2 separate regions of the Homo sapiens genome follow, and region 1 is linked to region 2. Evidence: read pairs that join two places in POLR2A ChIA-PET (ENCODE). Cell type or tissue: GM12878. All regions are shown on one strand. Each heading gives the region's core, and the rest is flanking DNA. Links, peaks and the distances in the headings are about the cores only. Region 1 overlaps SULT1C2 (sulfotransferase family 1C member 2). Region 2 overlaps GCC2 (GRIP and coiled-coil domain containing 2).

Region 1 (15,276 bases), core at 2,730-10,729, 160 kb after region 2:
GGATTGAAGATAGTATTTGCACTCTTGCCATCCACCTTTTAATTTTATTTACATCTTGCTCAGAGTTCCATGCAGAAGTTTATGGAGGTTCCTTCCATCTTTCTTCTATAGATTTCATCAAACCTCTCATTCTGGGCAACAGTGAAGTGGTTTTTCCAATCCCCCACAGTTCCTAGAAAAAGGAAGGCCAGACAGGAGTGTCACTCTGATTGAAAGATGTGGTGTCCCTGAGTAAAGTGGTGTAGTGCCCATACTGAATCTGGCCTGTCCACATACCTGACTCACCCAACTCCCCCTTCAGTGGACACCTGTCCATGAGCAGCTCTCCTATAAGAAGCAGGCCTAGGGGACTCTGTGCAGGGGGATGGACTTCTAAGTCAGCTGGACAACTGACCCAAGGCAGCTAGTGGCCTGCATGACCTGGCCCCACCTGTAGTGTATTTACCTGATGGATTACTACATAGACATAAAAGAATGATGAACTACAGACACACAACCACATGGAGGAATCTCAAAACATTATGTTGAGCAAAAGACACGAGACACAGGAAAGTAAATACTGTGAAATTCCATTTACGTGAAGTCCAGCAACAGGCAAAATCAATCTAGAGTAATAGAAATTGGAAAAACGGTTGTCCCTGGAGGTAGACATTGACTGAAAAGGGCACAAGAGGGAACTTTCTGGGGTAATGAAAATGTTTCATATCTTGATTGGGGTGCGGGTGGTGTGGGTATATACATTTATTAAAATGGGTTGAACTGTATACTTAAGATCTGTGCATTTTTGGTATTTTGATTATATCTCAATAAAAAACTATTTTGGAAAAATATGAATGAGATAATATTTTTCACCAAACAACAACTTAAACTAATTTTAAACAGGGGAAATTCTCTTTTCCCCACCAATACCTCTTCCAGAAAATTATGCAACAGAAATAAAAGCATCTGGAAATAATTTATGCACAAAGATATTTACTGTAACATTATGCATAAAAACAAACATTGAAAACAATAATAACTATAGTGTCTATCATTAAGGGAATAGTTGGATGAATTATGATGCATCCTTCGCTTGGTATAACATGGGACCAAAGAAATCAATGAGGTGTATGAGTCTATATGCCTTGCCCTAGAGGGGTTTCTCATATCCTGGTAAGTAAAGGTATAAAATATGACCCCATTCTGCATTTTAGGGAGCAAGCTTTCATTATGGTTACATATCTTTGTGTCTGTGTGAGTCTGAAGAAGGAGGGTGTATAGAAAGATGGTTATGTATGAGCCTGAAGAAGGGCACCTTGACAAATCATTACCACTGGTTATCCAAAGAGAAAAGGGGTAGAATATTTTGGTTTGTTTCATTGGTATGGAATACTGTTGTAGATTGGAAAATGCAACAACATAAATTCAAGCACATGCAAAATCAAAGAGGAAGAAGAAAAGATGTTTCAAAGCAGTGTGTATACCATGATTTCACTGTTGTGAATAAAAAATCTGTATGTTATAAATGAGAGAGAAAGGGACTTCCATACTGTTGGTAGTTACTTCTTGGGGGTGGAGTTTTTGTGGAGAGACTTTTAAAAAATATAATTTTATACTGATTTTATTTATTTATTTATTTATTGAGACAGTCTCACTTTGTCACCAGGCTGGAGTACAGTGGCATGATCTTGGCTCACTGCAACCTCTGCCTCCTGGGTTCAAGTGATTCTCCTGCATGAGCCTCCCGAATAGCTGGGACTACAGGCGTGCACCACCACGCCCAGCTAATTTTTTTATTTTTAGTAGAGACAGGGTTTCACCATGTTGGCCAGGTTGGTCTTGATCTCTTGACCTCGTGATCTGCCTGCCTAGGCCTCCCAAAGTGCTGGGATTACAGGCGTGAGCCATCATGCCCAGCCTATTTAGTTTATTTTTTAAGAAAAGCTGGTGTCTTTCTCTGTCACCCAGGCTGGAGTACAGTGGCAAGGTCCTAGCTCACTGCATTCTCAAAATCCTGGGCTCAAGTGCTCCTCCCACCTTAGCCTCCTGAGAAGCTGGGAATACAGGGATGCATCACCACACCCAGCTAATTAATTTTTTTTTGTAGAGATGGGGTCTTGCTGTGTTGCCCAGTCTAGTTTCGAACTCCTAGCCTCAAGCAATCCTCATGCCTCAGCTTTCCAAAACGTGGGATTATGGGCATAAGTCAATCTGCCCAGCCCAATTTAATATTTAACAATGACATGTTTTGCTTTTTAAATTAGAAAGTGATAAAGTTTTTTCTTAAAAAATATTAGATGGGCCAGTTAGAATTCCTCCTTTGGGAATTGGAACTAAGAAATACTGAGGATGAGGCAGTTCTCAACAGTAGTTGTAGTTGAAACTCATGAAGTAGAGCAGGTTTGGGTAAGGGTCAAGACCAAGTTATGAGCAGAAACTGAGTCATCAGAAGTTATAAAGTGGGAGAAAGTTGTAATGGGTGGAGAGACCGGAAGCTGGTTAGCAGAGGAAGCCATGCCTAATAGATATGTGAAAAGCAGCTGAGTCCTGTAAGTGGTGGAGCTTTGGAGCAAAGACACATCCCTCCTGCTGCTGAGTCCTGGACCCTGAGATCCAGCGGCCCCTGGGAGGTCTGGACCAGTGGTGGCTCCTCTTCCTAGTTTTCTATGTGATTGCATTTCCTTTATTGTCCATGGTGAATCTTCACAGTAAGCCCCTTTCTTTGGGGCTAGCTTGAGGGACTCTCTGTTCCTTGCAACCAAATACTGGAACAATACCCTAGAAAGCTCTCTTCTACAACAGGATCAAATCCCTGGTTTTATTAGAAACACATATTAGGAATAGTTGAAATGCATTGGCTTGGAATTAATAAAACTCAATATTGTCTGCTAAGAGGCAGACAGGATGTTACGAGACAATCTGAATGTATGATAAAGAGGCCCCACACACCTTTTCTCATGAAGGAGGAAATTGACTGGTCCAAGATAGATTTGGAAACTGTAGAACGATTTGTCATGGGATTTTCTTTCATTTTCTCAAATGACGTCTCCTGGACAATTTTATCTAGCACTGTTTCATCCACCTTCTTTCCCATGAACTGCATCACCTTCCGAATTTCATGCTTTGGGTCCTGCGGCAAGGGTAACATTGGACTGGAATGAATGAGAGTATCATAAAGAAATACTACAATTCTCTGGGATGTCCTTTGAAACAACTTTGAATTTCTCTGCACCTGAAGAACCACTTTAAAATGGTTCTTCTGCAGAGCCTTCACTCACCCTCTTTATGTCCTCATAGAAGAGGAAGAGAATCTGGTGTCTGTCTTTCATCTCCCACCATCCTTTCACGTGGTCAAACCAGGAACCCCAAACCACTGAAATAGACACAGGAAACAGAATAGTCTACATAGGCATCACACAAAACCTTCTGAGTATTAGGGATTTTCCTGAAGTGAGTTAGAGAGAGAAAACCCAAATTCTGTATTAGATATGTCCTAAGGGTTCTGATCTGTTTGATTTTGAGGGTGGTGTAGATGGGGACAGCCTTAGGGTTACTTGCCCCAACATCGTCCCTAAAGTGGCTTCCTATTATGTGCAATCACATAGGGACAAGGACACCTTTTGGAAGAGGATGGCTGTAATTAAAGACTCTGAATCAGGTGGAAGATGTTTGCTGAGGGCTGTGGGCATACACTCAGTGGCCAGCTTGCTCTGCCCAGTCCCAGTCTGTGGTAGGACACACCTGATGAAGTACAGGCATTCTAGGGGATAAAATGCTGCCTGTGGTTCCCTAGACCCAGCCTAGCTGGAGTGAGAATGCAAGGGTGTGAAGGATGTTCCCGTACCTTTTCCATTGATGAAGGTTTCAAAATACTCTTCCCAGGTACCAGGGTCAGGAAGCATGTGGTTCATCCTTTGGAAATGGTAGTAGGAAACCATACAGTCTTTGGCATTTCGAGCTACATAAAGGAACTTTGGGGTAAGAAAAGAGGTGGGTAAAAGATGGTATAAAAAGTGGACTTTCACAGAGTTCCCTTAGGCAGAGCCATCCTGAGGGTTGCTGTGCACTCTGGCTCAGTTCTGCAGTGCTGGCCCTGCGACTTGGCCTTGTGACCTCCCTCTTCTTTCTGTCTCTGCTTTGTCACCAAGTCTGCTCTCTACTTCAAACTCAGTCCTTTTAATTAGCTAATCAATTAGGGATTGGTGAGGATTAGATTGCCTGATTGCCCCTTTGGTATCAGGAGCAAAATCTTTTTCTGTAAACTATGACCTGCCACTTGAATAGGAGACTTCCACAGTATCAACGTAAACTGATGACCCCTCGCGCACCCTCCCAAAGATGCACAGAAGCTTCATGTTTAAGAGTTTGAGCCACACAGCAAGAAAATAGCTCCTATTTTTCTCCTGGCCTCCTCGGCTTGAATGATTTCCATCTCTAATCATTTCAGCTCTGCCCCTACAAACATTCCTTCAAGTTCCACTTTGCCCACAATTTCACATCCCTGCACTCTCCCAACCTTTCATTTTACCAAATCTGACCTTTTATCCAGTACTCAGTTCACATTTTAATGGCATCAATGCCAAATGGGCCTCTTGACTATGCATCTCAGATCTATGACCAGCTATTTCAATGCTGTGCTTTTTTATTCTTTCACTTTTAAGTGGTTCTCAATTGGGGATGATGGGATGATTGTATCCACTAGGGGACATTTGGCAATGTCTGGAGACATTTTTGGTTGCACAGCTTGGAGTAGTGGTGCTACTGGCATCCATGCAGGGGCCAAGTATGCTGTTCAACATTCTACAATACATAGAAGAGTCCCCTTGCTCCCACCCACAAGAAAGAAAAATCTGCCCCAAATGTCAGGAGTGCTGTATTAATTATGTCTTTTATATTCTGTATCTGATGCTTTGACATCCTGGGGCTTTGCTGACTCTGGAGGAACTGCCTACAACACCCCAGAGCCTATACCCCCAACACTTCCACTGTTGGGCTTTTACACACTGGGCCATTATTCACCTGCCCTGACACCCCAGGGTCAGATACCAGACCACTAGGCCAAGCCCCTGTGGCTGAAAGCCTGCTCCAGTGGTTCAAACTGGCCAATCCCAAGCCTGCCTACCTTGCCTCAACTATTCCTTCCCAAAGAAACCACATCAAGGCTCTTGCCCATGTCTTCTACTCACTGTCTCTTCCTCCTGACCTATCCCATTGCTTCCCTGTGAGGCTCTGTGTGACATGCCATGCCTCCTGTTCTAGGTATCTGCGAGGACACACTTCTTCCTTATGACAGTCACCACTGTACCTGCATGTCTTGCCATGCCTGATTATATCAAGTCCCAGGCCCTTTAGAGCAAGTGCTAAGGTTGAGAAACCCTGCTCCTGAAAGCGTTGACTCTGTTACTGTCTACTAAGTCCTACTCCCCATCTTCTCTTCTCCAACTTACCAAGCTGCCAAGCACCAGTAAAGAAGGTTTTAAGAAATGCTGATTTAAAAAATTCCCCTAGTTTCTAAATTTTTTATGCTCAGTTTTCTTCCTCTTCATTGCTGCTTGATAATCCTTTTATTAATCCCTCCCGTGCTCCATCTCTTGGCTCTTAGCTCCAGACACAGGTCTCTCCTCTCTCCTCAAACCTTTACCCTCAAACCTTCCTGTCTGAGTTCACTAATTCTCTATGCAGCTGTTCTGCACTTTATCCTATGCTTGAGTTTTTAATTTCCATGATTTTATATTTTTTTGTTATAGAAATTCCATTTATTTACTTAATATTTCTGTGTCTAAAAGTAGCATCTTATTTCTTTATTTTATTTTTGATACACTTTTTCATTTATTCACACAACTTGAACCTTCTCTTATTTCTAGAGTTGATAATTACATTGTCTGAAGTTCTTGAGGTCTGACTCTTCCATGGGTTCTTTCTGAAGACTGCATCTCATGGTGGCTTGTTCTTTTGTGTATTTTGTAATGTGGGATGGTGAGCTCAAGTGGGGATCCTATGGGGGTCTGAGTTGCAGCTGTGTCCCTCCAGAGCGGACCTGGGAACACTGGCTGTGGGGACCACCTTGTGGAATGTCTCTGCTTGTAGTTTCTTGGACAATGCAAGGAGTGCAATTTTCAATCTCAAACCCCGAGGGAGTAAACCTGTGGCTATACATTCTCAAGGGAGCTGAGCGCCTAGGTCAAGGCAGAGTGGTTCCCTAAGGTCTTTCTCTGCCTCCTCCACCCATCCATTGAGGATGTAGCCCTTCAGTGGTCCCAGCTTTGGCTCCTCATTCTTCTGGTTCCTTGTGCCATGGGCTTTGACCCTGTCCCTGTGCAGCCATTAAAACTTAAATTGCTGGATTATCCAGGTCATCAGATTTCCCCTGGAGAGTCCCAGTCTCAATTTGCCTCTCTGAGTTTCAGTTTCCTCTGCAGTTTCTAAACTTAGGGACTTTATTTTGATCTCAGTTATGCATTAAAAGGAAACTTGTGATTTTTTTATGCAGTAATCCTGGATGTTCTACATATAAGGGCTTCAGGGGTTCAGAACACCTAGTTTGCCATAATTCTGGAAATGGAAGTTTTTGTCCCCTTATCCAACATTATTACTAAAAGGAGTGAAGTCATTTGAGTCCTCCAACTTCACTCCAGTCCCCTAGCAACATATCTTTCTTAGCCCTTCTTTCCCCTTCATTCCTGCCTTTAAGGAAGCAGTGCCCCACTTTCTCACCAAGGCTGGCGGCTCAGTTTGTACCCTTGACTCCACCTGCTCTACAGCCACTTCCGTATTTACTCAGCAAGGACGTGTCTAATGCCCTCTATGTGCCAGGAACTTATTAGGCACTGGGGTGCATACGAATAAAGTCACAGAATAAATAAAACGAAGAACTCAGAGTCTACCAGAGGCAGAGGTGGGGTGTCCTCAAGAGCGTTGCTCTGCCTGATTCATCTGTTTACCCTTTGGGGAGAACTTTTTTTTTGAGATGGAGTCTCGCTCTGTGGCCCAGGCTGGAGTGCAGTGGCGTGATCTCGGCTCACTGCAAGCTCCGCCTCCCGGGTTCACGCCATTCTCCTGCCTCACCCTCCCGAGTAGCTGGGACTACAGGCGCCCGCCACCGCGCCCGGCTAAGTTTTTTTTTATTTTTAGTAGAGACGGGGTTTCACCGTGCTCTCGATCTCCTGACTTTGTGATCCACCCGCCTCGGCCTCCCAAAGTGCTGGGATTACAGGCGTGAGCCACCGCGCCTGGCCTCCTTTGGGGAGAGCTTTAGCTTTTTTCCTCTCATTCTTCCCTCCCTGGTCTGTTAGAAAACCTCCCCATGGCCTGCAGCCTGGGACCACCATCTTCTCCCCTTCATTTCACAGCTACGCTTACTGCACTCACTGCCTCCCCATGTCTCTAGTTCCCTCCAAACATTCAATCTGGATCCTGCCTTCATGTCCTATTTGAAACTGTTCAGGTGAATGTCCTGCTGAATGTAGAACTTTATGTTTTCTCTTTGCTGGTAAGCATCAGAGACAGTGGAGAGGCAAAGGTGATCACGAATGCTCTGCGTTGGGGTCTGCAGGACTCGCTTTGGTTGGCTTACTTTCCCTTCTGTCACAGGGAGCTGTTGGTATCTTACCTTGCAGTTGTTTTCCCAGAAAGACGGTGGCAGCAGCTGAGTGGAAAGGTGAGTCTTTAGTATCCGTGGAGAGGGCATTGCTTTGGCTTTTTCCACACCTTTAAAATAGCTCAAGAGGAAACATCTGCGTAGTACAAGCACTACATGGGGACCTCATGATCCAGGCTCTGTCCAGGACATCCCATCACCCACCTGTCTTTCTGCTAGTCTCTTGACTTTCTTTTGGGATTTTACAATGGGATTATTAATATAATTTTCATTTTTGTAAAATCACACAGCTTGAGTCCTGGATGGGGCCTTAGAGTTAATTTACTCTGTCACTTTAAGGATGAGGTGACAGAAGGTGAGAATGGTCAAGTGAAGTCCTGCTGAGGCAGAGTCAGCCAGGACCAGAGAAGAGAGGACTCCCTCACCTTCCTGCCAGCCAGAGATGACCCCCATGTGCCTGCAGCAGGCTGTCTCATGTACCCGGCCTGTTTGCAATCACTTGTTTCATCTCTAAAAACATGTATACTTGCTGGCCTGTGAGTCATGATTTCTACTGTCTCATTTTTTTTTTGAGACGGAGTCTTGGTCCATCACCAGGCTGGAGTGCAGTGGTGCGATCTCGGCTCACTGCAACCTCCGCTTCCCAGGTTCAAGCAGTTCTCCTGCCTCAGCCTCCCGAGTAGCTGGGATTACAGGCGCTTGGCCACCACGCCCATCTAATTTTTCTATTTTTAGTAGAGACGGGGTTTCACCATGTTGGTCAGGCTGGTCTCGATCTGGTGACCTCGTGATCCACCTGCCTTGGCCTCCCAAAGTGCTGGGATTACAGACATGAGCCACGGTGCCCGGCCTCTACTCTCTCATTTAAAAGCCTTAACGAGCACTTTGTGCAATCATCGTGTTAAGCTGAGGTTAGGGGAAAAGGCAACAAAGACAAGAAAAACACAGGCCTTCTCCCTAAGGAGCTTCCACTCTAGTGTGGGAATCAGAGGCTCATGCGAATCATGTCAGAGGAGCTGGGTCAAGTTAGTGCAGAAAATCTCCTTCCTCTTTAAGACTGAGTAATGTTCCATTGTATATCCACATCTTGTTTATCAATTCAGCCATTGGTGGACACTTGGGTTGTTGCCACCTTTTGGCTATTGTGAATAATGTTATTTTGAATGTAGATGTACAGGTATCTGTTTCAGACCCTGTTTTTATTTCTTTGGGATATATACCCAGAAGTGGAATTGCTGGATCATGTAGTCATGGTAATTTTTGTTAAATAAAAAAGTGTTTTGGTACTAAAAAGAAAAGTTGGAAAACCACCTTTAACCATTTTTGAAGTCCATATTCCTTAGAAGAACTGCAAAGCTCTCCTGCCTCTAGTCTCTTTTCTCAGCTCCACCTCTACGCCAGCTCACACTCTGACCTTCCACATGCCCTGGTCCTGCTGCCCCACGCCCCTGTGGCTCCCTCCGGCTCTCATTTCTACACATCTGGACAGTCCCACTCACTCTTCAAGGGTCTCTCCAAGTACTTTCACTGCTGGAGACATGGTGGCCTGAACATTATGAAGATCTTTCCTGTTAATCACACACCTGCAGATTCTGATTAAAACACCAAACGTATCATTTAAGTGCATAATCAGGCTCATAAGAAAATAAGGGGACCCTCCAGGGACGAAAGTGAAGAGGGAGGGAGCTGCAAGATGGAGAAGTGGGCAAAGGCTTTGATGACAGCTGCCCTGAGTGGGTTCACCCTCTGGACACCCAGTGCTCAGTTCAGTGACCTCTGCTCAGGGAAGAGGCTGGTAGCCCTGGACTTTAGTGAGGCACAGATTAGGAACAGAGACCCATGCATTAGCCGGAGAAACTCAAATGTCTGCTACCTCAGTGAAAGGTGAGAGAGAAAAAGATCACCTACTGCCAAAGAGAGGTAAGGTAATTTCCTTGCCTCGCCTCTGGGTGCAGAAAAAGAGGCTTTCTTGAGAGCTCATAACCACAATCCTGTTTTCATACTACATGCATGGATATGAAATTATACTACCAGCTTGGACCAGAAGTTAACTTAAACTATTCTAGATTGGAAATGTTCCAATGTAGGTGTGAGATCAAGACAGGGAGAAAAGAGCTTTTTATACAAAATTACAAAACAAGTGAGGGAAAAGCCCTATGAACAAGAGCTAGAAAAAAAACAGGTGGAAGAACTAAACCCCTAGTGACCTCAGTTATTGGGTACCTAATAGAGAATATAAATAACTATGTTTAAAATATGCAAAGAAGACCAGGGGCAGTGGCTCACGTCTGTAATCTTGGCACTTTGGGAGGTTGAGGCAGGTGGATTGCTTGAGCTCAGGAGTTTGAGACCAGCCTGGGCAACATGGTGAAATCCTGTCTCTAAAAAAAAAAAATACCAAAATTAGCTGGGCATGGTGATACGCACCTGTAGTCCCAGCTACTTACTCGGGAGGCTGAGATGGGAGGATCGCTTGAGCTCGAGAGATTGAGGCTGCAGTGAGCTGTGTTTGCACTACTGCACTCTAGCCTGGGTGACAGAGTGAGACCCTGTCTCAAAAAAAAGTGCAAAGGAATAAAAGAGAAAGTTGAAAACATGAGCAAGGAAACAAGAGACTACTAAAAAGACTGGGAAGATTTATAGTGTTTGGACATGAAAACCTACAATGAGTAGGGTTAAATAGCAGAGCTTATATAGCTGAAAAGAAAAATAGTGGCAGAGCTAAAGAAGCACAATGTAGAGAAACGGAGATGAAAGCTATAAGAAACCTTAGCAGACATAGAGGACAGAAGGGAAGGTTATGGATGGAGTTGGACTGTCAATCCCAAGCTGGGGAGCAAATTCAGGGAATCTGCCAGAAAGTGAGATCTGCAGGCTGGTTGATTTCCTTCCTGGTACTCGCGGCTCTCCTCTTTCCTATTACACCTGATTTAATGCCCTGTGGGCAGTAACCACTTAATGCCTAAAAGAGACCCAGTCTTCTAATTGGGAAATCTGTACTCAGTCATTATGGTCCTTAGATGGCTCACAGTCATCCTTCCTGCCCATGACAAATAAGAAGGCCCACTCCTACTCCTGATCCAGCCCTGTTGGTGGGCTCAGTCCAGCTCTAACTCCAAATTTTTCTGCCAAAAAACCCCTACAGGAGAGAGATACTGTGGAGTCGGGGCTTGACATAAAGCAGTTGACCAGTGTTTTCTTTTATGAACATAGGTACATTGTACATTCTGCCCCCCCACACCCTCGCCCCACCTCTCTCTCATCAATGATTCAGAAAAGCCCCATGGGGTTGCCTCACCCGCCAGGAATACCACGATGGTTGCTCAGACTCAGGGTGGAGAAGCACAGCGTGGAGAGTGTGCATGACACAGCCCAGGCTGCAGGGCCCATTCCCAAGCCCACTAGCTTGGAAGAAGGGGGCAAACGGGGTCATTTTTGGCCTTCGTCAGTTGCACTAAGATTTTAGCCTTGGGATTTGAGCCAAATTGCATGTGGCTGTGAGGGATAAATCAATTCAGCCAATACTGTAGAAACAGCCCCATGGGAGTACAAAGTTAAACAGAACTTGTTTCTTGCCATCAAAGAGTTTGCAGTCTGGCAGGAGACAGAGGCAGAAAATTAGTAATGACAACAGTTTATCATTTCAGGTGTCACCTCCAGGAACGGTTCATTGGCCATGTTCCCCTCACCCTGCCAGTAGCCCTCCATGCTTGTTGTTATATCATCTGCATTGGTTTCTTCCATGGGACAATAACTTATTGAGGGCAAGTAGGTGTGAAGTCTTATGAGCAGCATAGGCCCTTGAGCATAGATGTTTGCTGAAACTAAGTGGATCATTCCTAGATTTCACCTATATACAGTTCACACACACACATGCATATGCATACACATGCACACAGGTCTTTTCAAAGTCTTTCCAAACCAATTCTCTGTGGGTCACAGATGTAATCCCTTTTGTCACAGAACGGCTACAAGGCTGGGAGTTGATGGGAGAGCAGAAGGGGGCCTGGAAGGGAGACTGACCATGCAGGGCACAAGCTCATCCATTGTCCAGTAGTGTCTGACCACTCCAGAATGCTCCAAGGGTGGTTGAGACCTTTGGCCGACAGCCATGAGTCTATGTCAGCAACTGGTCTCCTCCCAGTGATGCTCCTCACCTCAACTGGCAGGGATTATCTACTCTGAAAGAAAACCACTGGCTGGGCACGGTGGCTTACGCCTATAATCTCAGTGCTTTGGGAGGCCGAGGCGGGTATATCATGAGGTCAGGAGTTCGAGACCAGCCTGGCCAACATGGTAAAACCCTGACTGTACTAAAAATACCAAAAATTTGCTGGGCGTGCTGGCAGGTGCCTGTAATTCCAGCTACTTGGGAGGCTGAGGCAGGAGAATTGCTTGAACCCGGGAGGCAGAGGTTGCAGTGAGCCAAGACCATGCCATTGCACTCCTGCCTGGGCAACAGAGCCAGACTTTGTCTCAAAAAAAAAACCAAACAAACGACCACTGCACAGCTGAGTCTCCAGCCAGCATTCAGCTGTCTGTGGCTGGGCAGATCATAAAGCCTGAGACTGTTTGTTATTCTCACACAGGGCACCTTGGTTCCTAAAGAGGCCAGGGTGCCTCTGTATGACATGCCAAGCTGGCCGTTTGATTACCATCCTTTCTCTGGATTCTACAGCTCTATCCTGGTTTTTATGCCGATTTAGTGATTGAACACTCTGCTCTCTACTGCTAAGAATACTTCATTAGAAATCTTGCTTAGGCCTCTCCTCTTTCTTTAATCTCTCAAATTGCCAGAGGTAAGACACTGGGCAGCGGCAGGGGCAGGAGGTAGAACAAAGATCAAAAGCCGTTCTTGGGCTGGGTGTGGTGGCTCATGTTTGTGATCCCAGTGGCTTGGAAGGCCGAGGCAGGAGGATTGCTTGAAGCCAGGTATTTGAGACCAATCTGGGAAACATAGTGAAACCCGATCTCTACAAGCAAAAAATTTGCCAGGTGTGGCGGTGTTCACCTGTAGTCCCAGCTACTCAGGAGTCTGAGGTGGGAAGATTGCCTAAGCCCAGGAGTTCCAGGTTGCAGTGACCTATGATGGCACCACTGCAGTCCAGCCTGGGTGACAGAGCTAGCCTCCATCTTTAAATAAACAAAAAATGCTGGTCTTAGATAATCAGGGAACACATGGGGTCATGGGGCCTGGAGAAGTGGTTAGTAAAGATAGCTAACACGTAGATAGTATCCTCTGAGTGTCAGGCACTGCTTCAAGCTTTTTACCTATACTGAATTTGTTAATGCTCACAACAACTCTTTGAGATAGGCCTTGATTCTATCTACACTTTGCAGCTAAGGAAACTGTAACACAGAGAGGTTATGTAAACATTGTGAGGTGAGTGACGGAGTCAGGATTTAAACGTTGTGAGGTGAGTGATGGAGTCAGGATTTAAACCCTGGTAGTCCTTAACTATTATACCATCCTGCTGCTCAAGGAGCAGAAGACCAGACACACACAAAACAGCAGGTCCTCATGGCACATGGAGTGAGATCATGGTTAAGCAGGCAGAGGCTGGCCTGTCTATGGGGTCAGAGCCCCACAGGTATTTCAGAGCAGGGCGGGAACAGGCACTGGGTTACAAAGCGAGTAGTTACCTACCTAGTGACCATTTTCTCTTCTTCGAAAGCCAGAGGAGCCAGAGGGGCTGGATGGTAGGATCATAGGGGAAAGCAAAATCCTTTAAGGCTATTCTGACTTGGAGACACCTCCTTCCACAGGTTACAAGTGTCTTGTATGCATCAGATCAGGGAATTTCTATCTTAGGACATTTTTAGGGATTTATCAGACCTCTGTCTACAGTTGCTCCAAGTCTAGACTTCATGCTAGAGCTGCATTAACTACATTTTCATAGCTTCAGCTACTGTGCTCCCAGCTTTCTATCACATGGATCTCTGCAATGCTATAACTTAGGGAAGTAGGCCTTCCTCCTATCCTTGTTTTGCAAAATAGTTCCAGCAGCTCCAGTTACCTGAAATATAGCATTCTGGTTATATTTTTTAGCTTTCTTTATTTTTTGATGTGAAGAGAAACACTTCTAGGTTGAGCATTACCTGAAAAGTCTTCTCTGTTGAACAGAAATAATTGGTTCCAAATGCAATGGGGTGTGTGTGTGTGTGTGTGTATGTGTGTGTGAATTATCGATTCTTGGATACCCTCCTGGCTGCACTGGGTTTTATCAGGTTGGGGTACAGATAGAAGAAGGAATAAATGGCTTACAGTTTTTCACATCTTCAATGTGATCTACAGTTGCACATGATCAGAGGGAGGGCTTAAGAAGAAAATAAGGCAGAATCTGACCCTAGCACACATCCTTTTCATTTGGTGATTCACTTTTGGTAAAAAATCTTAAATAATATGTAGACAGAGGATGAGAGGAAGATAAAAGGAAGAAACATATGACAGTGAAAATGAGAGAGAAAGAGAAGAGGAAGGAGAGATGGGGGAGAGAGAGAGGAGAGAAGAGGAGAAAAGTGAGAAAAGACAGGGGAAAACAGAAGAGAGAGGGAAAGAAAGCAGGAAGAGAGAAAGAGGGAGGTGCTCTCACCAGAAGGTTGGGGTGGCCGAGCCCACTCAATGAAAGGATGGCGGTGTTGGATGATGGCTCGCTGGCACTTCTCCACGTCCCCATTCTGTTCAATCATATCCACAATTTCCTGAATCCACGTTGTCCCTGAGGCTCAGAAAGGAAGGATGAGAAGCAGAAATCTGTTAGACAATCTTCCCTGAAGAGTCCCGAGTAAACGAAGAGGATGTAGAGCCTTGGTGTTTGCATCACCCTCCCCTTGGGTCAGAATCCTGTTTGCCATGAGTGATAGAAGTCCATGAGGGATGGACTTTGGATCTCTGTAGGGAGTGGAGCAGCACAGGCAAGGGTCTCTCCACCCAAGACCAGTGCATGGTAGAGCATAGCAGCTTTCCTGGAAAACTCGGATATCAGGCATCCTGTGTGAGCCCTGAGCTCCAAAACCCATTGTGGAACAATAAGAAGGAGCAGGTTTCCTAAGAAGGGGAATTCTAACTTAAGTGATGAGCCTGTGCTGGCTCAGCAGGTCTTTGCTGTCCCTCCTACCCTGCAATCACCTGCTTTAGGGTAGGTGCAGATGAGGAGATCATCTGGTTTGGCCTCGAAGCTCTGGATCTGGCTCCAGTTGTCCACAGTTGCAGGCTGCAGGAGGGTCCCCTCCACCTCTTTCAGTTTTATCTGTTTCCCCAGGTCTGAGGTCAGGGCCATAGTGTCTCAGGGTTGGGGTCCCTATGGGAAAAGAATAGAGGAGATTTTTAAAGAAGTTGTGGTAAAATATACATAACATAAAATTGATCATTTTAACCATCGTTAGGTGTACAGTTCAGAGGCATTAAGTACATTCACATTGTTGTGCAACCATTATAACCATCTTTTCTAGAATTTTTTTCATCATCCCAGACAGAAACTCTGTATCTATTAAACAATAATTCCCATTCCCCCTCCCTCAGCTCCTGGCAACCACCATTTTATTCTCTGTCTCTATGGACTCTATGTACCTTATTTAGGTGGAATCACATAACATCTGTCCTTTTGTGAATGTCTTATTAATTAAGCTTAATCTTATGCTTAATTGAAAGCTTGATCCAAAGCTTAATCTCTTCAAGGCTCATCCGTGTTGTAGCATGT
Region 2 (15,276 bases), core at 2,761-10,760:
AAAATTCTAAACGTATATGGGAAAGTAAAAAACCAAGAATAGCCAGGATACTTTTGAAGAGAAGAAAGAGAGGACTTACTCTCCTAGATATCATGATTTACTCTAAGGCTATAGAAAAATAATAAAGACAATATAGTATCAGCAAAGGCACAGACAACCAATGGAATAGAAAACAAGTTCAGACAAACGCAAACATATTTTTAACCATAATATTAGGTTAATGGAGAAAGGCTATTCAATAATTAAGGTTGAAAAAGTTATTGATATTAAAAAAGACTTCATACCATATTATAAACAAATAAACTCCAGATGGATTAAGATTTAAATGTCAAAAACACAGCTTTAAACTCAAGAAACCATAAGCTGGCCGGGTGCAGGTAGCTCATGCCTGTAATCCCAGCATTTTGGGAGGTTGAGGTGGGTGGATCATGAGGTCAGGAGATCGGGACCATCCTGGCTAACATAGTGAAACCCCATCTCTACTAAAAATACAAAAAATTAGTCAGGTGTGGTGGTGGGCGCCTGTACTCCCAGCTACTCGGGAGGCTGAGGCAGAAGAATGGCATGAACCCGGGAGATGGAGCTTGCAATAAGCTGGGATCGCCCCATTGCACTCCAGCCTGGGTGACAGAGCGAGACTCTGTCTCAAAAAATAAATAAATAAATAAATAAAAAAGAAACCATAAGCTGGGAGAAGATATTTACCACACAAACAACAAAAATAACAACAAATATGTATTTTAAAAAATTCTACAAACCAGTAAGAAACCCACTGGCCCATTAAGAAAATGGATGTTGGCCGGGTGTGGTGGCTGATGCCTGTAATCCCAGCACTTTGGGAGGCTGAGGTGGGCGGGTCATGAGGTCAGGAGATCAAGACTGTGTTGGCCCACAGAGTAGAGACCACTCACACAATGGGAGAAAATATCTGCAAACTACGCATCTGACAAAGGACTAGTATCCAGAATCTACAAGGACTCAACAAATCAGCAATAAAAAACCCCAAATAATCCCATTAAAAAGTGGGCAAAGGACATGAATAGACATTTCTGAAAAGGATATATAAAAATGGCCAACATATTAAAAAATGCTCAACATCATAATCATCAGGGAAATGCAACTTAAAGCCACAGTGAGATACCACCTTAATCCCAGCTACACAGGAGACTGAGGGAGAACAGCTTGAACCTGGGAAGCAGAGGTTGCGGTGAGCCGAGATTGTGCCACTGCACCCCGGCCTGGGCGACAGAGAGAGACTACGTTTCAAAAAAAGTCAAAAACAACAGATGTTTGCGTGGATGTGGGGAAAAGGGAACACTTATACACCGCTGGTGGGAATGCAAATTAGTACAAACTTCTATGGAAAACAGTATGGAGATACCTTAAAGAGCTAAACATAGATCTATCATTCAATCCAGCAATCCAAAATGACTTATAGAATACTACTCAGCCATAAAAAGGAATGAAATAATGTGTTTTTAGGCAACTTGGATGGAGCTAGAGGCCATTATTCTAAGTGAAGTAAAACCAAAAACCATATATATTCCCACTTGTAAGTAGGAGCTAAGCGATGAGTATGCAAAGCCATACAGAGTGATATAATGGATGTTAGAGATGCAAAAGAGGGAGGGTGGAAGGGGAGCTAGGGATAAAAAACTACACAGTAGGTATAATGTTCACTACTCTGGTGATGGGTGCACTAAAGTCTCAGACTTCACCACTATATAATTCATCCATGTAACAAAAAACCTCTTGTACCCCAAAAGCTATTGAAATAAAAAGTTTTCAAAAAATCAATACTCTGAGATCAAGGTTAGGAGAGGGCTTCAAAAGGTGGCTGATTAGAGGCATCTCTTACTTACCTCCTCCACTATGAACCAAAATAGTGAGTAGATAATTACATACATACAGATCATCCAAGAGAGAACACAAATTCAACAGAGAAGTGACGGAAAACACATTAAGGTGATATAGTTTGGAAATTTGTCCCCACCCAAATCTCATGTTGAAATGTAACCCCCAATGTTGGCAGTGGGGTCTAGTGGGAGGTGTTTGGATCATGGGGGTGGATTCCTCACGAATGGCTTGGGCCATTCCCTTGGTGAAAAGTGAGCTCTCACTCTGAGTTCACAAGATTTGGTTGTTTAAAGTGTGTGGCACCTCTTCCCACAGTGCTCTCTCACTTGCTCCTGCTTTCGCCATGTGACGTGCCTGCTTCCCCTTTGCCTTCTGCCATAAATAAAACCTCCTGGAGGCCTCCCTAGAAGCCAAGCAGATGTCAAACTATGCTTCCTGAACAGCTTGCAGAACGATGAACGAATTAAACCTCTTTTCTTATTAATTACCCAGTCTCAGGTCTCCATCCCTCCCGTCTCCCTCCCTCCCTCCTTCCTTCCATCCTTCCATTTTTCCCATAGACCTCTGGTATTTCTTCATAGCAATGCAAAAATGGCCTAAAACATAAGGAAAGGGAAGGAGGCAAGGCAGCCTGCTCCGCTACAGTTGGCTGGGAGAAGAGAGAAATTCCCCAATGCTCAGAAAGGCTAAGTGAGAGACTCTCAGCTGTCCACATTCCTGTTGCAGACTTCTACAATCCTAGCCATAGAAGGGTCCCTTGACCCCTGTGGGTCCCAAGACTCACAAAGGGAGTTTCCTGAAAGCTGCATGAAGGCATTGCTCCAGAGAGCTCACGCTGTCCCCACAAGCCCCTGAGTTTTGAAAAGTGGCAGCACAGTGCCATGGCCTCCACTCCACTGGATTATGTCTTGCCCGGCAACCTGGGCTGAGGTGGCAGCACGGGTGGCAATCTTGCCCCTTCTAACCATGCAGAGGGGTGGCTGAGCATTCTCATGAACCCTGAGGACAAATTCCACTGCCTGCAGCTGCTGTGGCTAAAGACCGCTGTGGGCCGACGCACAGGTGATGCTGCCTACCTATGGCTGCTCCCAGGGGAAGCAACTTCACTCTCCTTAGTCGCAGCGACACAACATGCTGCTGTCTCCACCTGAACATTCTGCTGGTGGCCTGGGACACTCACCCCACCCTTATAAACCACAGCCGGCATCTTTACGCACCACCGAGGAACCTAAGGGCACACAGCCTGTCCTGGCTCCAGCCCCTACCAGTACCTGAGAGCAATGTCCAGGGGACTAGGTATTGTCCAGCCCAGTCCATTACCAGTGGCACCTGCGCACTCAACCTGGGGCCTGAGATAGGGCCCACTTAACCTGCTGCTACCACCACAGCTGGCACTCATTGCCATGCACCACCTGTGGATATGGAGACTGGCCCAATCAACAAATCACAGTCACTGCCAAAACCAATGCTGATCAGTTAGGACCCAGAGGGTTGTCCCACCACTGCTGTTGCCATTTCCCATGCTACATCCACTGCCCAGGGGCTCAAGAACCCACCCAACAGCCTGGCCCACTGCTGCCATTCCCAGCACCTGATCAAGCTACCTGGAGGCTCAAGAATTGGCCTGCTAACACTGGTGCCAGCAGACACACTCTGGGGCCCAGGGACAGGCATGCTCAATCCACAACTACCACCACTGCGACCTGAAGACTGGCCTACTTGGCATTCCAGGCCCCAGCAAAACTTTACCACAGCCTCCACTAACAACTGCACCCTAAGTCACTGATGAAATCACAGACACCACTGATGCTGTTTACAGCCAAATAAGTCATACCGATCCTATGCTATTGCACCCACCTAGAATCAAAGCCACTGTGCTCTACCCAAGCAATACTAAAGATACATCTTCAGGAAAAAGTTCTTCCCTACAAAAGTAAATTAAAAAAACTGGAAAAAGTGACTATTATACCAGATGCACAGATATCAAGGTAAAGGACATAGAAAACATTAAAAAGCATGGAAATATGACATCTCCAAAGGAACACAATAATTCTCTAGCAACAGATCTCAATCTAAAAGAAATTCATAAGATCCTAGAAAAAGAATTCAAAATTTCGATACTAAAGGAGCTCAGTGAGATACAAAAAGTTTCCAAAAAACAATACAAAGAAATCAGAAAAACAATTCAGGATATGAATGACAAATTTACCAGAGAATAGATATCAGAAAAAAAGAACCACATAGAAATTCTAGAACTGAAGAATTCATAGAATAAAAAACAAAATACATTCAAAAGCTTCAACAATGGACTAGATCAAGCAAAAGAAAGAATGTCAGAACTTAAAGACAGGTCTTTTTTTTCTGATATAGTCAAAAAAAAAAATAAGGGTAAAAGAATTTTTAAAAATGAGCAAAGTCGGCCAGATGCGGTGGCTCATGCCTGTAATCCCAGCACTTTGGGAGGCCGAGGCAGGTGGATCATCTGAGGTCATGAGTTCAAGACCAGCCTGGCCAACATGGTGAAACCCTGTCTCTACTAAAATTACAGAAATTAGCTGGGCGTGGTGATGGGCATCTGTAATCTCAGCTACTCACGAGCTTGAGGCAGGAGAATCGCTTGAACCCAGGAGGTAGAGGTTGCAGTGAGCCGAGATCACGTCATTGCACTCCAGCCTGGGCGACAGAGCAAGACTCTGTCTCAAAAAAAAAAAAAAAAAAAAGAAGCGAAGTCTTTGTGACATATGCAACTCCATAAAGTGACCAAATATTTATTTATTTATTTATTTTGAGACTGAGTCTCGCTCTGCCCCCCAGGCTGGAGTGCAGTGGCATGATCTCGGCTCACTGCAAGCTCTGCCTCCCGGGTTCACGCCATTCTCCTGCCTCAGCCTCCTGAGTAGCTGGGACTACAGGCGCCCACCACCACACCCAGCTAATTTTTTTTTATTTTTTAGTAGAGACGGGGTTTCACTGTGTTAGCCAGGGTGGTGTCGATCTCCTGACCTCATGATCTGCCCGCCTCGGCCTCCCAAAGTGCTGGGATTACAGGCGTGAGCCACTGCGCCCGGCCTCCAAATATTTATTTGAATTACTGGGGTATCTCAAAGCAAAGAGAGAACAGAAGGATTAGAAAACCTATTTAGTGGCCGGGTGCAGTGGCTCACGCCTGTAATCCCAGCACTTTGGGAGGCCGAGGCGGGCGGATCACGAGGTCAGGAGATCAAGACCATCCTGGCTAACAGGGTGAAACCCCGTCTCTACTAAAATACAAAAAAAAAAAATTAGCTGGGGGCGGTGGTGGGCGCCTGTAGTCCCAGCTACTCGGGAGGCTGAGGCAGGAGAATGGCGTGAACCCGGGAGGCGGAGCTTGCAGTGAGCCGAGATAGGCCACTGCAGTCCGGCCTGGGCGAAAGAGCGAGACTCTGTCTCAAAAAAAAAAAAAAAGAAAAAGAAAAAAAAAAAGAAAACCTATTTAGTGGCCAGGCACAGTGGCTCATGCTTGCAATCCCAGAACTTTGGGAAGCTGAGGCAGGTGGATCACCTGAGGTCCTGAGCTCAAGACCAGCCTGGCCAACATGGTGAAACCCCGTCTCTACTAAAAATACAAAAAATTAGCTGGGCATGGTGGCAGATGGCTGTAATCCCAGCTACTTGGGAGGCTGAGGCAGGATCACTTGAACCCGGGAGGTGGAGGGTGCAGTGAGCCAAGATTGCGCCACTGCACTCCAGCCTGGGCCACAAGAGTGAAACTATGCCTCGAAAACAAAACAAAACCAAAAAATACCAGAAAACCTATTTAGTGAAATAGTGAAATAATACATGAAAACTCACCAAGTCTAGCAAGAGAGGTAGATATCCAGATATAGGAGGCCCAGGTATCCCCAAACAAATACAATGCAAAAAGGTATTCTCCATGGCATATTTATAGTCCACTGCCATAAATCAAAGACAAAGAGAATTCTAAAAACAGCAAAGAGGAAAAAAAAAAATTCAGCAAAGAGAAAAGCATCTAGTCACCTATAAAGGAACCCCCATCAGACTTACAGCAGGTTTCTCAGTAGGAAGCTTACAGACCCAGAGAAAAGAGAAGAGAAAAGAGAATAATATATTCATTGGAGATAAGAGAATGATATATTCAAAATGCTGAAGGAAAAACTCCCAGCCAAAGTGTATTAGTCTGATCTTGCACTGCTGTAAAGAACTATCTGAGCCTGGGTAATTTATAAAGAAAAGAGATTAAATTGGCTCATGGTTCTTCAAGCTGCATAGGAAGCATGGCTGGGGAGGCCTCAGGAAACTTACAATCATGGCAGAAGGCAAAGAGGAAGGAGAAGGAGGCACATCTTACAGGGTCGGAGCAGGAGGAAGAGAGTGAAGGCGAAAATGCTACACACTTTTAAACAACCACATCTCATGAGAAGTCACTCACTATCATGAGAAAAGCAAGGAGGAAGTTCATGTTCATCCCCATGATCCAGTCACTTCCCACTAGGCCTCACCTCCAACACTGAAGATTACAATTTGACATGAAATTTGGGCAGGGACACAAATCCAAACCATATCACAAAGATACTATAATCAGCAAAATTATCCTTCATAAATGAAGGAGAAATAAAGTCTTCTCCAGACGAGCAAAAGCTGAGGGAATTCATTACTACTAGACCAGACCTACAAGAAATGTTCAAGAAGTCCTAAACCTGAAAGTGAAAGGATGACATTTATGATCATAAAAACACACACAAATAGAAAACTCAGTGGTAAAGCAACACACAAATAAGGAAGAGAAAGGACTCAAATGGTACTACCATAAAAAGACAGCAAACCACTATAACAAACAATAAGAGAAAGGAACAAAGAATATATAAAGCAACCAGAAAACCGTTAATATGACAGAAAAAAGGCTCACATATAATTAATAACTGCATGTAAATGGAGTTAAGCTCTCCTCTTAAAAGATACAGGCTGGCTAAAAGGATAAAAAACATAATCCGACTACGTGCTGCCCACAAAAAATGCACTTTCCCTGTAAAGAGACATACAGACTGAAAGTTAAAGCATGGAAAAAGATATTCCATGCAAATAGAAACCAAATGAGCAGAGAGAACAAAAGGATTAGAAAATCTATTTAGTGGCCAGGCACGGTGGCTCATGCTTGTAATCCCAGCACTTTGGAAAGCTGAGATGGGTGGATCACCTGAGGTCAGGAGCTCAAGACCAGCCTGGCCAACATGGTGAAACCCTGTCTCTACCAAAAATGCAAAAAATTAGCTGGGCATGGTAGCAGATGGCTATAATCCCAGCTACTTGGGAGGCTGAGGCAGGATCACTTGAACCCAGGAGGCGGAGACTGCAGTGAGCCAAGATTGCGCCACTGCACTCCAGCCTGGCAGCGGCGTGATCTCCGCTCACTACAACCTCTGCATTCCAGGTTCAAGCGATTCTTCTGCCTCAGGCTCCTGAGTAGCTATACTTAGATAAAACAGACTTTAAGTCAAAAATAGTAAAAAAAAAAAAAAAAAAAAAAAAAAAAAAAAAGACAAAGAAGGTCATTATCTAATGGCAAAGGAATCAAACCAGCAAAAAGATGTAACAATTCTAAACATATATGAACCTGACACTGGAGCACCCAGATTCCTAAAGCAAGTTATTACTAGATCTAGAGAGAGAGAGACTCCAGTGCAATCGTACTGGGCAAACTCACCCCACTCTCAGCATTAGACAGATCATCTAGACAGAAAATTAACAAAGAAACATTGCATTTAAACCAGACTTTAGACCAAATGGACCTAACAGATGTTTGTAGAACATTTTATCCAACAGCTGCAGAATACATATTTTTCTCAACAGCACATGAAACATTCATTCTTCAGAAAAGACCATATGTTAGGCCACAAAATCATTTTCAACAAATTTTTAAAAATCAAAATCATATCAAGTATGTTCTCGAACTACAATGGAATATTAGAAATCAGTATCAAGGGGAACTTTGGAAGTGACAGAAATACATGAAAATTAAATAACATGGTCTCAAATGACCATGGGTCAATAAGGAAATTAAAATGAAAATCAAAAAATTTCTTGGAACAAATGAAAATGGAAACTACAACATACCAAAACCTATGTGATACAACAAAAGCAGTGCTTTTGTATCACAAAACCTATGTGATTTTTTGTATCACAAAACCTGTGTGATACAACAAAAGCAGGACATGAATACTAAGTTTATGGCAATAAACGCCTACATCCAAAAAGTAAAAAGATTTCAAACAATCTAATGATTTACCTCAATGAACCAGAAAGAACAAGCCAAAGCCAAACCCAAAATTAGCAGAAGGAAACGACTAATAAAGATCAAAGCAGAACTAAATGAAATAGAGACTTTTAAAAAAGGCAGAGGATCAACAAAATGAAAAGCTTGTTCTTCAAAAAGATAAACAAAATTGATAAACTACTAGTTAGGCTAACAACAACAAAAAAGAAGACCTAAATAAAATCAGAAATGAAAAAGGAGACATTACAACCATTCTCATAGAAATAAATAGACCATCAGAGAATATTATGAACAGCTATGCACCCACAAACTGGAAAACCTAGAGGAAATGGATAAATTTCTGGAAACATACAACCTATCAAAGAAAAATCCAGGAAAAAATAGAAAACCTGAACAAATTAATAATGAGTAGCAAGAACGAATCAGTAATAAAAAGTCTCCCCACAAAGAAAAGCCCAGAACCAGATGGATGCACACTGAATTCTACCAAATGTATAAAGACCTAATACCAATCCTCCTGAAACTACTCCAAAATACTGAAGAGGTGGCAATTTTCCCTAACTCATTCTAGAAAGCTGGTGCTACCCTGATACCAAAACCAGACAAGGACACAGCAAAAAAAAAAAAAAAAAAAAGAAAGCAACAACCAATATCCCTGATGAACACCAATGCAAAAATCCTCAGCAAAATACTGGCAAACCAAATCTAACAGCACATTGAAAAGATAATACACCATGATCAAATGAATTTATTCGAGGGATGCAAGGATGGTTCAATATATGCAAATCAATGTGACATATCACATCAACAGAATAAAGGGCAAAAGTCGTATGTCATCTCACTAGACGCAGAAAAAGGAATTCATAAAATTCAACATCCCTTCAGGATAAAAACTCTTAGCAAACTAGGCACAGAAGGATTATACCTCAAAATAATAAAGGCCACATATGACAAACTCACATTAACATCACACAAAAATGGGGAAAAGCTGAAAATCTTTCCTCTAAGAACTGAAGACAAAGATGCCCACTTTCACCACTACTATTCAACATGGGACTGACAGTCCTAGCCAGAACAATTAGGCAAGAGAAAGAAATAAACGACATCCAAACTGGAAACATGGAAGTTAAACTGTCCCTCTCTACAGATGACAAAAGACTATCAAAAAATTCTTAGAGCTGATAAATTCAGTAAGGTTGCTGGATACAAATTCAACATACAAAAACCAGTAGCATTTCTATATACCAACAATAAAATAGCTAAAAAAGGAAATCAAGAAGGCAACACCTTTTACAGTAGCTCAAACAAAAGCCAAAGAAGTGTAAGATCTCTATAATGAAAACTACAAAAACACAGATGAAAGAAACTGAAGAGAACACAAATAAGCAGGAAGACATTTCATGCTCACAAAATATTGTTGAAATGATCATACTATCCAAACTAATGTACAGTTCAATGAAATCCCTATTAAAATACCAACACCATTTTTCAAAGAAACAGAAAAAAGAATCCTAATGTTTTCATGAAACCAAAAAAAAAGCCAGAAAAGCTAAAGAAATTCTGAGTTAAAAAATAAAGCGGCGGCATCATTCTACTTGACTTCAAAACATATTACGAGGCTATAGAAACCAAAGCAACAAAGTATTGGTATATAAACAAGCATACAGACCAATGGAACAAAATAGAGAACCCAAAAATAAATCCTCATATTTATACACAACCGATCTTCGACAATGCCATTAAGAACACACACTGGGCAAACGACACCCTCTTAACAAACGGTGCCAGGAAATCCAGGTAACTATATGCAGAAGAATGAAAGTGAGTCCCTATCTCTCACCATTTAGTTGATACAAATATCAACAAAAATAGATTAAAGACTTATATTATATAAGACCCAAAAGTGTAAAACTAAAAGAAGAAAACACAGGGCAAATGCATCAAGACATTGGTCTAGGCAAAGATTTTATGGCTAAGATCTCAAAAGCCCAGGCAACAAAAACAGACAAATAGGACTACATTAAACTGAAAGGCATCTTAAATTTTTTTTTTTTTTTTTTTATGTAAGGGCTCCCTCTGTCACCCAGGCTGGAGTGCAGTAAGTGTGATTATGGCTCACAGCAGCCTCAACCTCCTGGGATCAAGTGATCTTCCTATCTCAGCATCCCAAGAAGATGGGACTACAGGCATGTTCCACCATGTCTGGCTAATTTATATTTTTTTGTAGAAACGGATCTTGCTATGTTTCTCAGGCTGGTCTCAAACTGCTCGGCTCAAGTGATCCTCCTGCCATGGCTTCCCTTAATGCTGAGATTATAGGCTAAAAAGCTTCTGCATAGCAAAAGAAACAATCAACAGCATGAAGAAGACAACCTCTTAAATGGGACAAAATATTTGCAATCTACTCATCCAATATGGGACTAATACCCAGAGTATACAAGGAACTCAAACAACACAACATTAAAAAATAACCCCATTAAAAAATAGGCAAGGGACATGAATAGACATTTCTTAAAAGACAAAGAAATGGCCAAGAAGTATATGATAAAATACTCAATATCACTAATCATCAGGGATATGCAAATCAAAACCACAATAAGGAATGGCTATTAAGAAGAAAAAAAGTAACAGATATTGATGACAATGTGGAGAAAGAACTCTTCTACACTGTTGGTGGAAGTGTAGGTAAGCATAGTCACTATACAAAACAGTTGGGGATTTCTCAGGCCAGGAGCGGTGGCTCACGCCTGTAATCCCAACACTTTGGGAGGCCGAGGCTGGCTCCCAAAGTGGTCAGGGGATCGAGACCATCCTGGCTAATATGGTGAAACCCCATCTCTACTAAAAAATACAAAAAATTAGCCAGGCTTGGTGGCCGGCGCCTGTAGTCCCAGCTACTCAGGACGCTGAGGCAGAAGAATGGTGTGAACCTGGAAGGCAGAGCTTGCAGTGAGCCAAGATCATGCCACTGCACTACAGCCTGGGCGACAGAGCAAGACTCCGTCTCAAAAAAAAGAAAACAGTTGGGGATTTCTCAAAAAACTAAAAATAGAGCTACCATACAATCCAAAAACCCCAATATTGGTAGTCATTGAAAACAAATCAATATAACAAAGGGATATATACACTCCTGTGTTTATTGCAGCACTACTCACAATAGCAAATACATGAAATCAACTTAAGTGCCCATCAAAGGATGAATGGATAAATGTGGTATATATACACAATGGAATACTATATGCCCATAAAAAAGAATAAGATCACGCCATTTCCAGGAATATGGATGGAGCTGGAGGTCATTATGTTAAGTAAAATCTAAGACAGGGAAAGATAAATATTTTTCAAAATAGCCAGAAGACTTGAAATGTACACAACACATATATATGATAAATACCTGGCTGTGGATAGTAAATACTCTGATTTAATGATTATATATTCTGTGCATTTAACAAAATTTCACATGTACCCCATGAATACGTATAAATATAATGGATCAGGAAAAAAAAAGAAGGAAAAGAAAAAAAACCTTAAAGGTAAAGTTGGCTAACTTGGAGAATTTTTTTTTTTTCTTGAGACGGAGTCTCACTCTGTTGCTCAGGCTGTAGTGCAGTGGCACTATCTCAGCTCACTGCAACCTCTGCCTCCTCGGTTCAAGCGATTCTTCTGCCTCAGCTACCAAGTAGCTTGGGCTATAGGCGCGTGCCACCATGCCTGGTTAATTTTTGTATTTTGAGTAGAGATGGGGTTTCACCAAGTTGGCCAGGCTGGTCTCCAATTCCTGACCTCAGGTGATCTGTCCGCCTCAGCCTCCCAAAGTGCTGGGATTACAGATGTGAGCCACCGAGCCTGGCTGAAATTTTCTAATCTTGTCTTTAGGAGTAGTTTTGACAGTGGGAGAATACATTGATGAGTGATAAGGAGGAAACAGCAGGTAGATATTTAAATGTTCTTATTCTGAAATGCAATTCTGTAAAAAGTATTATAAGAGTTAATGGATAAAAAACTTTCTAGAGTGTTTTCTAACACTCTATAGAGGTTGCAGTGAGCGGAGATCACGCCACTGCACTCCAGCCTGGGCGATAGGGAGAAATCCTATCTCAAGAAAAAAAAAAATCCCCCAGAAATAATAAATGGTAGTAATAACAATGATAACTAACAATTATTGGGTACTTATGTGACCAACCCAGTTCTATGTGCAGTAGATATATTACCTTATCAATCCTACATTTCTACATCAATCCTGTTTGTACCTCAATCCTACAAACAGAAAGTATTATTATCGCTGTTCTACAGATGACAAAACTGAATCATAGAGAAAGAATTTAAGAAACTTAGTCAAGGTCACACAGCTGATCAGTAGATGAACAAGGATTTGAAAGCCTGACTCAGGCAGTCTGGGTGTTATCGACCTTCTTCCTTAATTAACATATAGTTGTACTGTGGCTATCATGGATTAAGAAAACATATAATGACTAAATATACAAAGAAGACTACTGTGAACTCAGTAATACTTAAATGAAACAGTACATTATAAAATGAAATGACATTTGTGCACATCATTCTAGCTTCATACACTGTAACTAAATAAAGAACAAAATGATACTGTGTGACATGCATATGGATTTAAAGACCCCTTGTAATAACTCTCTGGGAGTCCCTCAGTAGTTCACTGCTCACAAGTGGGGAGCCACTGATGAGAAAATAAGATAATATATAACCAGGCTGGGCGCAGTGGCTCACGCCCGTAAACCCAGCACTTCGGGAGGACGAGGCAGGTGGATCACGAGGTCAGGAGATCGAGACCATCCTGGCTAACGTGGTGAAACCCTGTTTCTACTAAAAATACAAAAAATTAGCCAGGCATGGTGGCGGGTGCCTGTAGTCCCAGCTACTTGGGAGGCTGAGGCAGGAGAATGGCGTCAACCCAGGAGGCGGAGCTTGCGGTGAGCCGAGATTGTGCCACTGCACTCCAGCCTGGGCGACAAGGCGAGACTCTGTCTCAAAATAAATAAATAAATAAAAATAAATAAATATATAACCAACGGATATTATGCAAAAGCAGTGAAAACAGTATTTCAGAGCTCTGAGATGTAAAAGAAACTTTACAGAAGCTTGGCCTAAGGCGGGCAATGAAAGTGAGGGAATGAAAAAGCATTTGTTAGCATTAAGGGAGTGGAAATAAGAATAAGCAACTCAGATTTTTTGTGTTTTTTTTTTTTTTTTTAAAAACGGAGTCTTGCTGTGTTGCCCAGGCTGGAGTACAGTGGCTCAATCTCAACTCATTGCAACTTCTGCCTCCTGGGTTCAAGCAATCCTCGTGCCTCAGCCTCCTGAGTAGTTGGGATTTCAGGTGTGGGCAATCACGCCCAGCTAAATGTTGTATTTTTAGTACAGACAGGGTTTCACCATGCTGGCCAGGCTGATCTCAAACTCCTGACCTCAAGTGATCCTCCCACCTTGGCCTCCCAAAGTGCTGGGATTACAGGTGTGAGCCACTGCATTTGGCCTGCAACTCAGGTTTTTAAACGGGGAATAAAAACAATATTTTGTTATCTGGCAGTATTATATAAGACTAAAAAGAGAAAGAGAACCCAGTGAGGTTTTTATTGAAATAGGTTAAGTATTTGATGTGTTTAACATAAAGCCATAGAAATAGAGAGAAAAAAGATAAACTGGAACAATATCTTAAAGCTATAATAGGTCTCTGGTGACTGACACATATAGAGAATAAAGGAAACAGAGAAGTTAAAGTGTCTCTAAAGTCAAAAGGTATAAAAAACTGTGGTGCCACTGGTCTAACCAAGGGAAGCAATTTGGTTGAGTTTGATGAGATAAGTGAAATGTGTGAGAGGGAAACACAACTGTGAGATCTGGGTCAGTAGACATGTCCAGGGATATGGATCTATCTATAGATTATATACTGTACACCTAAAATCACTTAAGTCCTGAGCATGGCCAGGTTTTCAGGGGGCTGGGGAAGAGCAGAGAATGAAGTAACAACCATAATTAGAAAATATGGGCTGGGCGTGGTGGCTCACGCCTGTAATCCCAGCACTTTGGGAGGCTGAGGCGGGCGGATCGTGAGGTCAAGAGAGCAAGACCATCTTGGCCAACATGGTGAAATCCCGTCTCTACTTAAAATACAAAAATTAACTGGGTGTGGTGGCGGGCGCCTGTAGTCCCAGCTATTTGGAAGGCTGAGGCAGGAGAACTGCTTGAACTCGGGAGGCAGAGGTTACAGTGAGCCAAGATCACACCACTGCACTTCAGCCTGGTGACAGAGTGAGACTCCATCTCAAAAAAAAAAAAAAAAAAAAAGAAAGAAAAAAGAAAATACGTGGGAAGAGAGTAGAATAATAATTTCAGAACAGAAAGAGACCCAGAGGTCATTAACCCCCTCTTTTTACAGTGAATCAGATAGGTAAAAACAACCAAGGCAGAGAGGAAGTAGAACAGAAACAGAAAGCCAGATAGCCTCTAGCAGACTGACAATCCTCAGGGAAATTTTATTTCTCTTTAGACATTTCCCAACGTAATAATTACCTTAATAATATCACCAGTTCCTTCAGTAACAGGTTTTGATCTGAGTTCTTCAATTTCTTTCTCCAATTCTAAACAATTAAAAAATAAAGGACTCCGGTTCAGAAATAAAGAACATAATTACTGGGAAACTGATAAGTACATTCTCACAAAACCCCCCATAAATCTGCAAATTAGAATATATTTAAGCAGAATAGTATGATTAATCTCTGCACTCATCACTATACTTCAGCATTACATGGCCAATTTTGTTTCCTCCCAACCTGTACTCACTTCCTCCTTCACTGCTTTTCTTATCCATCTGATAATTTTCAAGCATACCCCAGACATCATATTATTTCACCTGTAAGTACATCTTACTGTATAACCTTAAAGCAACAATCACATATTAAGAATAAACGTTATCGAGAACAGCCTGGCCAACATGGTGAAACCTCGTCTCTACTAAAAATACAAAAATTAGCCAGGCATGGTGGTGGGTGCCTGCAGTCCCAGTTACTCGGGAGGCTGAGGCAGGAGAATCGCTTGAACCCGGGAAGGGGAGGTTGCAGTAAGCCGAGATTGCGCCACTGCACTCCAGCCTGGCCAAGAAGAGCGAGACTCCGTCT

The links. Peaks named below come from ENCODE experiments on the same cell type or tissue, not always from the same donor. Only the 100,000 strongest peaks of a DNase experiment are listed, where the experiment ranks them.
Region 1: POLR2A ChIA-PET joins it to region 2 with 7 read pairs; 2 of 35 experiments call an interaction of 5 or more read pairs at or near these places.

What each region holds. Positions count from the first base shown.
Region 1 is chr2:108,293,248-108,308,523 of GRCh38, reverse strand. SULT1C2 (sulfotransferase family 1C member 2) reads right to left here. Exons shown (of 8, transcript NM_001056.4): 2 at 14,706-14,877; 3 at 14,170-14,295; 4 at 7,589-7,686; 5 at 3,824-3,950; 6 at 3,258-3,352; 7 at 2,929-3,109; 8 at 1-172. The coding sequence starts at 14,856. The coding sequence ends at 60. Among named protein-coding and RNA genes, the nearest start is that of SULT1C2, 12 kb to the right of the region's middle. In GM12878, for the core only: no CTCF peak of the experiment used is centred there; a DNase peak (open chromatin) is centred at 3,343.
Region 2 is chr2:108,451,862-108,467,137 of GRCh38, reverse strand. It overlaps GCC2 (GRIP and coiled-coil domain containing 2), which reads right to left. Exons shown (of 23, transcript NM_181453.4): 4 at 14,672-14,739. Among named protein-coding and RNA genes, the nearest start is that of GCC2, 10 kb to the right of the region's middle. RefSeq lists an enhancer at 6,095-6,164. In GM12878, for the core only: no CTCF peak of the experiment used is centred there; DNase peaks (open chromatin) are centred at 6,277 and 6,567; H3K4me3 peaks cover 425 bases; H3K27ac peaks cover 2,226 bases.